2 separate regions of the Homo sapiens genome follow, and region 1 is linked to region 2. A link is a loop called in an ENCODE intact Hi-C map of the cell type or tissue named here. Cell type or tissue: PC-9. All regions are shown on one strand. Links, peaks and the distances in the headings refer to the core of each region. The heading gives the core; the rest is flanking DNA. Region 1 has its middle 98 kb from the start of PDC. Region 2 has its middle 31 kb from the start of PDC.

What was found. Hi-C counts contacts between places; a loop is a spot of excess contacts. Peaks named below come from ENCODE experiments on the same cell type or tissue, not always from the same donor. Only the 100,000 strongest peaks of a DNase experiment are listed, where the experiment ranks them.
Region 1: a loop joins it to region 2, with 10 times the contacts of the local background. A loop is called at or near these places in 2 of 110 quality-filtered maps.

Annotation. Positions count from the first base shown.
Region 1 is chr1:186,557,777-186,560,706 of GRCh38, reverse strand. No RefSeq gene overlaps it. Among named protein-coding and RNA genes, the nearest start is that of PDC, 98 kb to the right of the region's middle. In PC-9, for the core only: no CTCF peak of the experiment used is centred there; no DNase peak of the experiment used is centred there; H3K27ac peaks cover 1,229 bases.
Region 2 is chr1:186,491,105-186,494,034 of GRCh38, reverse strand. No RefSeq gene overlaps it. Among named protein-coding and RNA genes, the nearest start is that of PDC, 31 kb to the right of the region's middle. In PC-9, for the core only: no CTCF peak of the experiment used is centred there; a DNase peak (open chromatin) is centred at 1,314; H3K27ac peaks cover 842 bases.

The sequences.
Region 1 (2,930 bases), core at 94-2,593, 67 kb before region 2:
TGTTATACCACATTTTACATTTTATATCTACTCATTATAGTTCTTCTTTAATCTCTCAAAGGTAAGCATTTTTTCTTTTGTGACTCTGAAATTTATTCTGTATTCTCCTATCAAAGTCCATACTACATTAATTTTTATTCTGCTTCTCCAGAATACTGAACACCTTAAGAAAAGGAGCTCTGAGTTTAGTATAAGACTGAATGTGTACAGAAACAACCCACTCTCTGTCAAAAAAATACTATTTTATTTGATTCAAGGTTCTTCAACTTCAGCACTACTGACATTTTGGGTCAGATAATTCTTTGTTGTGGAGTATCCTATGAAATGTATGTTTAACACCATCCTTGGCCCTGCCCACTAGATACCCATAACACCACCACCACCAAATGGTGTTAATAAAAAAATGTCTCCAGGAATTAACAAATGCCTTCTGGGGGATCAAATTATCATCAATTGAGTATGATTGACCTAAAATTATGCCCAAAAATTTAGATTTTATTACAAACATTTTGGGCTTTTAAGCCAATGGCAGTTTACAGAGGTTAATTCTTACAGGATCATACTATATCCAACCCTGAAAGTTGACAAGAGGGGCTAAGGATCCCACAAGGGCAGAGTATATCAGTTTCATGTGAAACTATTGGTTTGGTATGTAATAAAGCAGCGCTAGGGTAAACTCCACCTTTACTGGGTACAGGATGTGATCTCACACACGAAACCTGCTTTTCTCACAAACCAATCCCTCTCCAGTAACTTCCCATTCCAAAGAGATGGGTCACTTTCATCATTGGAAAAGGAAAGATCAAAAAAAGGATAAAATGTCTTATATAGTATGAATATTATACTCGGTGCCTGTGACAAAAGATCTTGTCACCAAACTTCTTTCATCACCTCATTTCTTACACATACCAGACCTAATCCTCAAATGCTTTCTCCTACCTTAGCGTGAGACCTTTCAAACTGTTACTAATTATAAACTTCTTCAGAGGCAAGATGTTTTCACTCAGAATGAACATGCAGGTACTTGAGCCCACGTAACCTCCTTGGCCTCAGGCAAGCAGTTTGCCTAAAATGCCTCTCAAATAGACAGGATGATGAAAACGGAAGCTGTGGAACTGAGTGAACCAAGCCAAAAATCTTGTTTGTATGATTAAGTTTTCTCTAATACATAAAGAATTCAGAGAAATGGTGTAAAATGAATACACCTATGATCTGAAATAACATAGTCCCTATCTTTATATCCAAAAAGTATTTGTATTTATACCAAATCACTACATGAATATGTGATTTTAGTAAACATAATCATAAATTTTTGGAGGTGAAAAATACAAACTATAGGCATCCATTTTGACTTTTCCCCTATGTGAAGTTAACACAATGTTTGTCCTTGAACCTAGATATACTTTTAAATATTAATTTATATATGTTGATTAAAACATTTATAAGACCTCAACTAAAATTCTTGATTCTGCACATAAGGAAATTAATGAAATCCATACCATTGTATATAAAATGTCATAATTAAGGTCATTAATATGATCAAGAATGGTAATGATGTATGGTATGGCTCATTTTCCCAGATACTCCAGGAAACAGTATAATTTGGGGCTATTGATGTAGTCATGGATGGAGCTCCTACATTGCCTTTATTAAAAAGAGATTTTACATTTTAAAAATAAGCTGATACCATAAATGAATTTCTCTAGAACCTGGAATGGAAAATTATAATGGGCATTTCCATGATATGGTTTATAGAAGGTAATATTCTTTAGAATTACCTTAGGGATTAGATATAGCAGGAAAAACAAACCATTTTCTGTTTTTCCTGTGCTACTCTCAACATAGCACAGAACACTTCTGTGGGTTTGTTTGTGTGCTTGTTTGTTTGCCAGACTGGCCAATTTTCCATCACTTTGGATAACTTGGCCAAAGTCACATAGCTTGCAAGAAATAAACCACATTCTTCCCATGAAGTAAGACAATCAGTATCTTGTCTATCAAATAGATTCATAATCTAGAAGGAATCATCTGGGTCCTTGCATTTCACTAAAGGAGGCACATCAAATGTGTAAGTAGCACAAAGCTGGAATGAAAGCTAAAAAAGTTTCAAATGAACTTAGCAAGCTAGAACAAATCAAAAATCAGTAAGATTAAATCATTATGAGAATAGATGTAATGACTTATTTATGTCTAAAAACCACAATTAAATGAATAATAAGTGATGGGTTGGGGCGAAACCCTATCTGTCAAGAATAATTATGAGCAGTTGCTACTGTCACTTTACTAAATATCTTAGGTGTCTATAGCATTACCTTCATCTATCAACCTAGCAACCCTAGCAGAAATAAAACTGATTTGTTTATCATGACCTGTTCTCTTGGTACTCATGCTGGATTCTAACTCAAAATAACATTACTTAAGTCTTCCTAAGCTATTCATTTAGTAATATATTCTAGAAAATGTTCCCAGGGATTAACGTGAATTTTACTCTTTAGAAATCTCCCAACTCTACCCTATTTCTTTAAAAAAAAATCAGAGCCACTCTTCTTCTCTAAACCTCTGCCATTCCTACACAATTTTCCAAAGACTACCAACAGAGAGCTTTATGGTCACATATCAAAGTACTTTCAGAAATCAGGGTGTAATTCCACTGGATGTATATAGTTTGAGTACAGTGTGAAGATATTAGCTATCTTACTAGTTGGAAACAGAAGAAAACTTAAGCACTGTTCAATATCCTTCAAACATATTATTTCATTTGACCCAATTATATCAATAGTCCAGTAGGTATTATTATTTCCATCTTAAAGATGAAGAAAATGAAACTTTCCATACACTCAGCTTGACTAGATCAAACATCTTTCCCTAGTCACATATCCAGTAGGACATAAATCAAACCCTGGTTTAATGTCAGACCCTATAATTTTTCC
Region 2 (2,930 bases), core at 199-2,698:
GAAATGAATATAAGAAGCCTTCCTGAAGGAAGGGAAGTACATTCACGATAGAGAACATGGGATGTGCAAGAAGGCATGGAAATAGCATTTATTAAGTTTTAGGTCACCTTAATTTTTACATTCTTAACAATATAGCAGTTCCATAATAATATAATAAATTCTGGGAAAGGGTATTTATTTACCTACATTTTATTATGATTTGATAGAGAAGGAAAATAGGTATCATACAGATACGGAAAAAAAATTTCTGTAGTAGTCTGGATTATGAAAGCTAGATTTTAAATGAAATCAATATTGTCAACATGTAAGTCTAAACTCGCATAAATGTCACTTAAACTTATAGCATTGGCACAACCTTAATTTGAGAAAAATGTTTGGAGTTTCCCTTTTGACTTAAAAGTAATATTTCACTCCTCTTCCTTCCTTCTTAATACTTTAGAAATCTAGAAACAGTTATGTTTTATGCTTTAGAAAAAATAGATGATTGTGAGACACAAATTTGATCTTACTCTATGGATGAACATTGTAATGGTTAGAACAGTGCAAAGTGAGGTTGGCCGGCCATAGGGCAGAATCAACTTCCATTACTAGAAATGTTCAAAAATAAACTAGCCAACAATTTAGAAGGGTCAAGTGGATTTTTAAGGACCCTTCTAACTTCGACCCCATGGTTCAATTACTTTCGGGGAAAGCTTTCCATATTTATGCAGCGTCTTCAGTAGAGGTAAAATTTTCACTTTCTTCCAGCAATGAACTTTGTCCTTCCCAAGACCATAGCCAGGGCTTCATTCACTTGCTTGGTATTTTGCAAAGTTTGGCTCTGGAGGCATCCACCTCACAAGCTCTGCAATGTTTACTAAACTCTCAGATTCCTGGACCACACCTCAGAACTACCAAAAAAAAGAATCTTTATGGGTGAGCCCAGAAATCTGCATATTTAACAAGCTTTCCAAGTGACTGATGTACTCACTGCAATTTGTGAGCCATTGCTCTAATCCTTGACATTCCTACTGAAAAGATAGACCAGTAAGGATTACTTGGAGTTATGATTGCTCTTATATAGTTATTTGTTCCTTAAGGAGTGAGTTAAGCTCACAAGCGTTTCACACACTATTTAAGCATCCGACCACGTTTGGAGAATAAACTTGCAGCACGTAAAATCTTCTTTCACCTTTTCATTGCAACAGACAATTTTTTGTTTTCATGAGCATTCCAATTACTAAAAATAATCTTTCCCAAATCCTTTGTCTCACCAAAGAACATCAAGTGAACAAAGCCTCACTTATCAGCAATGTTTGCTTAAGATATGAATCTATGAGTACTTTAGCTGCTTTAGTTTCTATTTGATATTTAAAAAGAACACAGTATTCGGATCACATTGGCAACCTAAACCACAGAGCGCAAGTTAAGAAATCCAAGGGAATCATCTGAATTTTACTGTAAAAATAGTAACTATTTGGTTGTATAGCAACCGATAACTACTCTGTCATTTGTCCTATGGTGTAAAATCACATAAGCAAATTTGAAGATTTAAAAATCTCACCTTCCATTTCTTCCATCACAGTGTTCTTTAAAAGATCAGGAAAAGGATTTAATTGTAGCATATTAAAAATACAGAATTAATTAATAGTAAAACTCTGGCCAAATTGTGCTAATTCAGGGAAAGGTAGTTCAAATTTTATAAAAAGAATGGATGGTTAATAAGGCTTTAAAAAACATTATTTTCTGTGAAATATCTGCACTCCCACATTTATTGCTGCACTATTCACAAGAACCAAGATTTGGGATTAATTTACAAGTACATTAATGGATGAACGGATAAAGAAAATGTGGTGCATATACACAACGGAATATTATTCAGCCATAAAAAAGAATAAAATCCTCTCATTTGCAACAACATGGATAGAAGTGGAGGACACTATGTTAAGTAAAATAAGCCAGGCACACACACACAAAACAAATTTTGCATGTTCTCACTCATATGTGAGAACTAAAAATTAAAACAATTGAACTTATTGAGATAGAGAGTAGAATGATGGTTACCAAAGACTGGGAAGGGTAGCAGGAATGGTGGCATGAAGTGGAATGGTTACTGGAATGAACCATTAGTTAGAATGAATAAGATCTAGTATGTGGTAGCATTTGGTAGCACAACAGGGTGACTACAGTCAGCAATAATTTATTTTATATTTTAAAATAACTATAAAAGTGGAATCAAAATATTTCAATTTTTTTTGTTGTTTTTTGTGGTTTTTTTTTTGAGATGGAGTCTCACTCTTGCCCAGGCTAGAGTGCAGTGGCGCAGTGGTGCAATCTTTGCTCAGTGCAACTTCCATCTCCTGGGCTCAAGCGATTCTCCTGCCTCAGCCTCTCAAGTAGCTGGGATTCCACACCCAGCTAATTTTTTTGTATTTTTAGTAAAGACTGGGTTTCACTATGTTGCCCAGGCTGGTCTGGAACTCCTGACCTCAAATGATCTCCCTGTCTTGGGCTCCCAAAGTGCTAGGATTACAGACATAAGGAATTGAAATGGAATTTCACTGCCCCTGGCCCTGGAATTGGAATGTTTCTAACACACACAAAAAAATGATAAATATTTGAAATGATAGATATACCAATTACTCCAATGTAATCATTATACACTGTATGTCTGTATTAAAACATCACATGTACTCCATAAATATATATACATCTATTATCTACCCATAACAATTTAAAATAAAAAAATCTTAAATATTTTCAATAATATATAGGATACCAAATTTCAAATGTGAAATGATGGTTATGAGCATATATAACCTTTTTAATAGCAAAAAAGCAAAGAAAAATAATTAATATTACTCAATTAAGTTTTTGCAATTTATTCTATAAATAGACCAGGTCCAAATCCTGCCTGAATTATAAAAAATTCCAAATCAAGGGATTTTGAA